2 separate regions of the Homo sapiens genome follow, and region 1 is linked to region 2. A link is a loop called in an ENCODE intact Hi-C map of the cell type or tissue named here. Cell type or tissue: psoas muscle. All regions are shown on one strand.

The links. Hi-C counts contacts between places; a loop is a spot of excess contacts. Peaks named below come from ENCODE experiments on the same cell type or tissue, not always from the same donor. Only the 100,000 strongest peaks of a DNase experiment are listed, where the experiment ranks them.
Region 1: it touches region 2 in a loop (2.2-fold over the local background); 2 of 110 quality-filtered maps call a loop at or near these places.

Annotation. Positions count from the first base shown.
Region 1 is chr17:69,655,015-69,660,014 of GRCh38, forward strand. The region is part of intron 3 of LINC01483 (long intergenic non-protein coding RNA 1483); the gene reads left to right. Among named protein-coding and RNA genes, the nearest start is that of LINC01483, 64 kb to the left of the region's middle. In psoas muscle, no CTCF peak of the experiment used is centred here; no DNase peak of the experiment used is centred here; H3K27ac peaks cover 618 bases.
Region 2 is chr17:69,731,529-69,736,528 of GRCh38, forward strand. All of the region lies in intron 3 of LINC01483 (long intergenic non-protein coding RNA 1483), which reads left to right. Among named protein-coding and RNA genes, the nearest start is that of LINC01483, 140 kb to the left of the region's middle. In psoas muscle, no CTCF peak of the experiment used is centred here; a DNase peak (open chromatin) is centred at 2,273; H3K27ac peaks cover 2,723 bases.

The sequences.
Region 1 (5,000 bases), 77 kb before region 2:
GTCATGTGAGTGGTGTGTGGTTTATCTACCAAGTGGCAACATCTCTCACTCTCACTATGTCTGCACTGCTCTGAGGGTAACCTGATCTGTCTTTAATCTACTCTGACCACAGAGCAAATGTTTTAAATAAAATCTCTGCATGAGTGAGTCACTACTCTTCTGGCTTTTGTATGACATACCAAGGACTGATGGTTTACTTTGCCTGAGTAACAAAATTAATATAAGAGAAACATTTTTGTTATGTGGTATCTTAAAAAAAAATACAAAAAGAAGAAAAAGGAGACATATGGACCTGAGCAGTGAAATTTGGATGAAAAAGTTCCACTTGACACGGAGAAAATATTGAAAAAAAATGTAGTAAATGCTTTTTTGGCAGAGAAGGACAAAAAAAATCAGCAGGAAGAAGTAGAAAGAGACACTTTCACTGAACAGCTGCAGTGACTCTAATACCACTTATGTAAGGTCCTAATCTTGAAGCAGCTTATTTATGTTATCATTTAAAATGTGATACATTATCTCAAAAGTTTTTAAATCTATAGGTGCTTGTTTATTTGGTAGAGTCTGCATTACAATGGAGGGACATGCTCGTGTTTTTGTGGGTCCTAGGGAGGCTGGATTAGAGCTGAATGCAGACATTCAGTGGATGTCTTCCTCTGGCTCGGATAGATGAGGTGCTTATGGCATGTACAAGTTTCCATGCTATTTTGCCTGACCCGAAGTATCCACCGTTTGAAGTATCAGCTCGGTTTTCATGGGTTCTGAAGCCCAGACCAAATGTTCTACATCGAATGAAAGGAGTGTGATCTGAAGACGGGCAAAGTGTCCTGGGGTGCCTCAATGATCTCTTATGAGTGAACACTTCATGATGTGTGCAGTATAGCTTGTGTAGCAATTTTAATTTTCCATGAAACGTTTCTGATTACAAAATGAAATGGAACTGTTTTTGACCCAAATCTTTCTTTACCCGAAGAAGACACAACCTATAAAAACAAAGCCACTCTTTCCCAGGTTGGCAAATCTTGCATAAAAATAGTCCCGTGATAAAAATGGCAGACCTAGCTGAGGCCAAAGAGGGAGGTGAACCTTAGCATTCAAGAGAGGACAGGTTTAGAGTTTCCTTCTATCTCTGTAGCTATGACAGTTATTGGCAGTGCGATCTCGGGTGAGTTATTTTTCTGCATAGAGACTCATTTCTCACATCTCAAAGTGGGCTAATTCTGTCTGGTTCCCTCCATACAGTATGGATAACTGCAATTATGTATGCACAATCCTAGCATATTTTTATCATATAATCCATTAATGACTAAGTATGATGTAAGCTGTAGGCTTTTTTTTGGTAGATGATTTTTTTTTGATGATTTTTAGCTTACATAGGGACGTGTCCAATTAGGGATTCAGTAAATGATATTATATTTATTATAAAATATTTGCTGAGAGCATCTTTCAGGAGTCCTTTGTCTCCCTTCTATCTGGTATGATATTCGTATGCAACATTTTATTCTTCAACTCAAAGTGCAGTGTTTGATGCTCTTTCAGTGATAGCTCTACACTTTGTTTCTGAAGCAGGTGCAAAACTTACTGTACAAATTCAGAGGAAAGGTTAGATTATTTTTACAAAAATTTAATTAAATTTGACTCTCAGTTTCTAACTTGCTGGCTTAGCAGGGAATTGACTGTCAATCAAAACTGGGGTTCCTAGGGAGTTGAAGGAAAGTTCCCGGCATCTTAGGCAGTATAGAAAACATTCAAGGGCTAACCCTGGTGTGGGCCCTTGTAGAGGGGCTCTGCTGCTTCTCTGTCTGGGCATTGGCATCTTTGGAAAGATCAGGATTGCTAGTGTTCTGAGTGAAGCCTTCCTAGGTTGATCCATTCAGTCTACTGAGGCCTGGTCATTTTCTAGGAAGCTGAGAGGAAACAGGTTTGGGATCCCTACTAGTCATAGGACTCAAGGATCTCTGTAACATACCTGAGTTTGGGGAACTATACATTTTCCTATTTCTCTCTATTCCTAATACTTCATTTTCTTTAATACTTCTCTCACTTCTTTCACCCTATATGAAATACACTTACTATGATCTACTAAAAAAAAATTTAGGGTTTTGAAGACACAAGCCAAAAAATGAAGTTGTCTTCAGACAACTTCAGACTTCTGCCTTGCAACAGGAACACTGTCAGACAATAGAGCATGAAAGTTTGACTATTTCCTTGCAGGGAGAAATACAGATAAACAAAACACACACTTTTATCATTGCCAATAAACTTGCCACATGCCAATATTGAGGATGATCAAAAGGGGCATTTTGAAAATGTTGGTTTCAATTTACTTTTTACAAATTTAAAATGAGTAGAGACATTCTTTACTTAAGATTGGTAGTGGGTAGTTGGAGAAGATAACTCAGAATGGATTTTTTAAGTAAACTTTTAAATTTTGGAATAGATTTAAATTTACAGAAAAATTGTGAAAGTAGTCCAGATGGTGCCCCTATGTCATGTGCTCAGTTTCCCCTATGATTAATATCATACATTTAGCATGGGACATTTGTCATAACTGATGAACCAATATGTTGATATATTAACTAAAGTCCGTATGTTATTCAGATTTCCCTCATTTTAACCTAGTGATCCTTTTAGCATTCTATCTAGGATATCACATTATACTTACTCATGTCTCCTAGTGCCTCTCTTAGCCGTGACAGTTTCTCAGACTTTTCTTATTTTTTTTAATAGCCTTAACAGTTTTTATTTATTTATTTTAATTTTTAATTTTTTTATTTTTTTTTGAGTCAGAGTCTTGCTCTTGCTCTGTCATCCAGGCTGTAGTGCAGCAGTGCGATCTCGGCTCACTGCAACCTCTGCCTACCAGATTCAAGCAATTCTCGTGCCTCAGCCTCCCGAGTACCTGGGATTACAGGTGTGCACCACCATGCCCGGCTAATTTTTGTATTTTTTAGTAGAGACAGAGTTTCACCATGTTGGCCAGGCTGGTCTTGAATTCCTAGTCTCAAGTGATCCACTTGCCTTGGCCCCCCAAAATGATGGGATCACAGGTGTGACCCATCACATCGGTCCAGCCTTAACAGTTTTGAGGAGTAGTAGTCAGTTTGTAGGGTGCATCCGTATGCAATTTTTATGATGTTTTTTCAGTTATACAGGTGTTACAGATTTTGAGGAGGAAGAACACAGAGGTAAAGGGCTATTCTTATTAAATCATATCAAAGGTACATGGTATTAACATGACATCACTGTTGCTGCTAACTTTGATCACTTGGCTGAGATGAGGTTTATTAGGTTTCTCTACTATAAAGTTATGCTCTCCTTCTCTCCCCACCACAGCCAGCTTTCCTTTCTTTACTGTTTGGAAAGAAGTCAATATATGTAGCTTACACTTATGGGATGGGGAGTTATGGTCTATCTCTTTGAGGGGAAAATTATCTCTTATTCCTTATTTAGTGTGATATTATGATTTATAAAAAGAAATATATATTTGGTCTTCATCCCCATTTTCTGGCATATGGCACCTAAAACTCTTAAAATCCCCTAACTGATGTGTGTTTTTGCATGCTAATGAGATGGTTGATGGCTCGTGGCTCCTGAGGAGCCTCAGGATGGGGGCTAGTTACAGGGAAGGCCAAGCCTGTGATCAGAGGACTGAGGTTTTCTTTTCTTTTCTTTTCTTTTCTTTTTTTCTTTTGAGACGGAGTCTCGCTCTGTGGCCCAGGCTGGAGAGCAGTGGTGTGATCCTGGCTCACTCAACCTCTGCCTCCTGGCTTTAAGCGATCCTCCTGCCTCAGCCTCCTGAGTAGCTGCGATTACAGGAATGCACCACCACGCCCAGCTAATTTCTGTATTTTTAGTAGAGATGGTGTTTTGCCATGTTGGCCAGGCTGGTCTTGAACTTCTGACTTCAGGTGATGCACCCGCCTCGGCCTCTTAAAGTGCTGAGATTACAGGCGTGAGCCACCACACCCAACCAAGGAGGACTGAAATTTTCAACCCTATCTTCTGACCTCCAGATAGAGGTGAGAGGTTGAAGGTTCAGTTGACCACCAGTGGCCAATGATGTAATCAATCATGACTATATAATAAAGCCTCCATAGAAACCCACAAGGATAATTTTCAGAGAGCTTCCAAAATGGTGAGTATGTTAGTGACCAGGTTCAAGATGCCTGTGTGCAGCAAGCCAATTATTGAGATGACAGGTTTTGGAAAAAAGAAAAGATTTTATGCACAAGGCTGCCATGCGAGGAGAAGGGAGAGCAAATCTCATATCTGCTTCCCCAAAGATAGGGTTTTAAAGATATTTTTGGGATAAAGGTGCAAAGTGGTCCAAAACACGGGGAAAGGTGATTGGGGACAAGGAAAAGCAAGGTATGCTTTTCCAGCAGAACCAACCCTTTCTCTTCTTCCTCTTCTTCCTCAGTCTACTCAACATGAAGACTTTTTAAGGAGCCACTTCCACTTAATGAATAGTAAATATATTTTCTCTTCCTTACGATTTTCTACTGGTCTATTTTGCATTGCTATAAAAGAATACCTGAGACTGCATAATTTATGAAGAAAAGTGGTTTATTTGGCTCACAGTTCTGCAGGCAGTACAAGCATGGTAGTTGCATCTGCTTGGCTTCTCGTGAAGCCTCAGGAGTTTACAATAATGGTAGAAGTTGAAGGGGGAGTAGGCATGTCACATGGTAAGAGAGGAAGTGAGAGAGATATAAGTCTTCTTTAAGCAACCAGCTCTTACTTGAACTAATAGAGTGAGAACTCACTCTTCACCAAGGGGATGGCACTAAGCCATTCATAAGGAATCCAGCCTCATGACCCAAACATCTCCCACTAGGCCCACTTGCAACATTGAGGATTACATTTCAGCATGAGATTCGGAGGGCATGAAACATCCAAACTACATCACGAGGTAATTGTTGATGTGCCATGTGTAGTCAAGCATCGTGGTTCTTAATAGAGCATGTGTTCAGAAAATGGTGGCATTAGCATGTTCCAAG
Region 2 (5,000 bases):
GGAAGAAAACAAAAGGGATATGCCCTCAACTTTGTGGCCTTTATGGTCTAACCTAGGGTAAAGATAGTAAATAAGTGAACTAACCATCCAAAATTGTGATAGACACTTTGAACAAACCCAACAGAGCAGAATGATAGAGAATGGTGTTGGAAACATGGAGAGTCAGGAAAGGGTTTTCTGGTGATATAAAATTTAAGCTGCATCCCAAAGGGGAACTGAGAGGGCGCCAGCCCTGAGAAGATCAGAACCACATCCCAGACAGAGGGAGCAATATTTGTCAAGGTGCTGAGCCTGGAACAATTTTTATGTGTTAGAGGAAATAAAAGGAAAAAAATTCCGTTAGTGGGACCACTGAGAATGAAGAGGTGAGATGCACCTGACTAACTTGGAGAGGTAGGGGAGATGCACCTGACTAACTTGGAGAGGTAGGAGGGATCAGAACCTGCAGGGCCTTTGGGGTCATGGAAAGAAATTTGAATTTTATTTTAGATACAGTAGGAAGTCGCTGAAGTTTTTAAGAAAAAGAGCAACTTAATCCAATTTATATTTTTAAAAGGCTTACTCAACACATGTTGATTGAAAATCTATTTATTTGCCAAGGACTCTGCCAAGTGATATTGTAGCAGAAAAATAACATATGGCTCTGGAGAGGCATCTATAGCATAATAGATTGGAGTGTGTGTGGGGGGAAGAAAGACACATCCATTAGTGACAACATAAGTGTGGTAAGTTACACAACAGACTGTTTTCTGCGTTGCTCACAAAATCTTCCTCCGTGAACCTGTCTGTGGTCTCACTGAAATGACAGCTTTAGCTGGCTAGTACCATGGAACCCAGTTTCCCAGACATAGGCAATTCATCCAGGGTGAGACACTGGTCCAGGCTGGAGCCATTATAGACCAGGAACACATTAGAATCTCCCTTAAACATTAGTTAAACAACACAGAGAATGTAATCATTAATGGTGATCACTGAGCCTTGAAGATGATAAAGCCATGAGGCTATTGTTTATGTTGGACACTGTGCAATCAGAGGTGGTTGGTCAGCTAAAAGAAGAATCAGAAGAGAGGCAGACAGAAAGCAGATGAGAAACAGATCACAATATTTGAAAGGCATATTTAAAAATATAGATTCCTAAGGGGCTTCCCAGTTCCAATCTTTGCAACTCTGTATTCATTTTAGTCTTTGCCTGTGAAATTTCTTACCACACCCTTAAGGGATATCAGTGTCTCTCCCTGCCTCCTCATACTTGAGATGGGTCTACAAAGATTTGTAGGCTTTTCATGGTCAGAGAGGCAGGAGAAGGGTATTCCAGGCAAAAACAATAGTCTATTTAAAGGGACAGAAGCATAAGCATTCTAAAGGCGAGCTACTTCAGAAGGTGGTTTCAGTAAACACTGTATGAAATGTTGGCTGGGAATAAGAAGACCACCAAGCTTGATGACTGAAGCTTAGTGAAGGGAAGTTGAAAAGCTATTTGGAATGAAATCTCCACTTACAAGTCAAATAGTTGATGGTGATGGAAAAAGTATACCTTACTGAATTCTTTAAGTAATATAAAATTCCCGTGGACAATTTTCAGCACCAAACACACTACTTGGCATTTAGCAGGTATTCAGTAAATATTCGAGGTGTGCATATTGTCTTTATTTTTCATTTCCTCCAGTTCACAGCCAGTAGTAAACAAGGGCATATTACAAATTGAGATCCAAGTTGGGTTAAGTACACAGGTAAGCACTGAAACATGCAAGAGTATTTGCAATAAGAAGCTCAAATTCTATTCCACCATGAATAATAAGCTGAATTCCAGTTGGCCAATCTCCATTCCTTCCCAAAAGTGTTGAACTGGTAACCTGCTCACCCTCATTCCTCTTGGAATTTACAGATGTGTGCCGGACAGTGTGGGAAACAGTGTTTTACAGCAGCAATTAGTTTATTCCTGGGGTAAACAGTAGAACTTTAGGGATAATTGCAGCAAGAAATTTGTTCCCTATTGCAGTGTGAATAACCTACAGGCAGCCAGTTGGCTGCTTGCCCTACAAATCCCAAAAAGGACATTGGCAACTGTTTTGCATTTGTGCCCAGTAGGGATTTGCAGATGCACAGTGGGGAGAGGAGAAAAGATGGGCTGTGTTTTTACCAATGTTTGCAAAGCCAAGGATGGCTTTCCAGGACAGGTTAATTCAGAAGCGGGAAATTTGGGTTTGTGTAAGGGGACAGCTTGCTTCTCTTTAAGATGGAAGCTGCAGCTCGAGTGCCAGTTGGCAGCTCCTGAGTCTGCTATAGGGCCAACACACATGCAGGCAGCAGAGTCACTTAATCCCTTTGACTTTGCTATTTCCTGCCTATGACTGTACTAAGCTTGTTGAAGCCTGAAGCAACATGTGACTATGAGATTGTGGGCAGCCAGGAGCCAGTCTTCCACAGCCTTGGACAAACTGACTGTACCACCCTCTACAATTTGCTTCCTAGCCAAGGTTGGCTATTTCCCCAAATTTCTCTTTCAGGTGTGGCATTATAGAGACCATTATTACTGTTGTTGCTGCATTTAAGAGAACACAGACACAATAGTTTCCAGCTTGCTTTTGTACATAGTTTCCCTAAATATGTTACTATCTCCAGTGCAGGCTCCAATTTGAAATGTCATCACAGGCAGCAGCAATGTCACATATTTTTATGGCATTTTCTCTTATGATCGTTGTGTAATTATACTTTAATATTTAGGTGTGGACATTAAGGAAGGGGTTATTTCTGTCATACAGAAGGGAAAAATTACTAGGAAAATACATAAAAAGTTAACTTTGTAGTTGATGTTGGAGATAGTGATTTCTATTACTACAGATCATTTAATCTTTCCTTGTGAGTGGGAGAAGTGCAGTCTTGCTTTATTAATTGCTAATAATTTTCCCATATAAACTCAGAGAACCTCAAAAGTGGTTACTGTGCCTTCTGTATCTCTTGCCTCCTAATTGATTTCCCTGCATCCGTCCCTGGGTCCCTTTCCCCTATCCTCAATCTGTTCTATATACATGGCAATTCTAATCATGACAAGCTTAAATTAATTTAATACTATCCTATTATCTTTGGGATAAAGATCACACGTGCTTCCTGAGGTCAGCCTTCTTAGCATGGCCGAAAAGGTCCTACCTGATTTGGCACCAGTATCATCTCTCAGGCACTCACAAACCCATTCTCCACAATTCAGTCTTTTCTGCTGGTCTTTTCTTCTGATTGTCTAATGCATGTGATTCTTCTTGCCACAAGACCATTGCACATTCCATTCCAGCTTCCTGGAATGCTCTTCCCACTGGTCTCTGTAAAAGTTAACTGCTTCTTATCCTTCAAATCTCAGCTCATGCTTACTCTCTTCCCTAATTTCCAGACTTACTCAGATTACCCTGTCACTCCCTCAAACAGCATCTGTAAATCTCCTTCTTAACTCTGATCACAATCTGTCATCCTACAAGATGACTTTGTAGGATGACTTTGTAGGGAGTACTTAGCTGATGCCTACTTTTCCTCCTCAATAAAGACAAGGACTCTATTTCCAGCACTATCATGACCCTGGTGGAGGAAGACCGTGGTGAACTCTATGCAAAGAAAGCATGAATCAAGTCAAGAAGGAGGTGCCAAATTTAAAGTTAAAAAGAAGCAGAATGAAAAGCAACTGAGGAAAACAATTCTAAAGGGGCTTTAAAGCAAACAAGTCAAGATCAGTATCAATTTTAGTTTGAAGGAGCTGATGGACAAGATGTGAATTTCCAGTGAAGCAGGCTCTGAACTTCATTTTGAAGTTAAAAATTGACTCGGGTTCAGAGACAGCATTAGAGAGGTAGGATCACTCATCTCCAAACAAAGGGCATTTTCTTTTATTTATATATATATATAAAACAGATATATAAATATATTATATATATTTAATAATATATATTTAATATTTATATGATATATATTATATATAATTTATATATTACATATATATTACATATATATACAAATATATATAAAATATATATATATATTACAAGTTATTGGGGTGCAGGTGGTATTTGGTTACATGAGTAAGTTCTTTAGTGGTGATTTGTGAGATTTTGGTGCATCCATCACCCAAGCAGTATATACTGCACTATGTTTGTAGTCTTTTATCCCTCGCCCCATCCCACTCTTCCCCCAAAGTCCATTGTATCATTCTTATGCCTTTGCATCCTCATAGCTTAGCTCCCACATATCAGTGAGGACATACAATGTTTGGTTTTCCATTCCTGAGTTATTTCACTTAGAATAATAGTCTCCAATCTCAGCCAGGTCGCTGTGAATGGCATTAATTCATTCCTTTTTATGGCTGAGTAGTATTCCATCATATAAATATACCACAATTTCTTTATCCACTCGTTGACTGATGGGCATTTGGGTTAGTCTGATGATTTTGTAATTACGAATTGTGCTGCTATAAACATGCATGTGCAAGTATCTTTTTGTATAATGACTTCTTTTCTTCTGGGTAGGCACCCAGTAGTAGGATTGCCAGATCAAATGGTTTTCTACTTTTCATTCTTTAAGGAATCTCCACACTGTTTTCCATAGGGGTAGTACTAGTTTACATTTCCACCAACAGTGTTGAAGTGTTCCCTGTTCACTGCATCCACACCAATATCTACTGTTTTTTGATTTTTTTATTATGCTCATTCTTGCAGGAGTAAGGTGATATTGCATTGTGGTTTTGAGTTGCATTTCCCTGATTATTAGTGATGTTGAGCATTTTTTTATGTTTGTTGGCCATTTGTATATCTTTTTTGAGAATTGTCTATTCATGTTCTTAGCCCACTTTTCAATGGGATTGTTTGTTTTTTTCTTACTAGTTTGTTTGAGTTCATTGTAGATTCTCAATATTAGTCTTTTGTCAGATGTATAGATTGTGATTTTCTCTCACTTTGTGGGTTGTCTGTTTACTCTGCTGACTGTTCCATTTGCCGTGCAAAAGTTCTTTAGTTTAGTTAAGT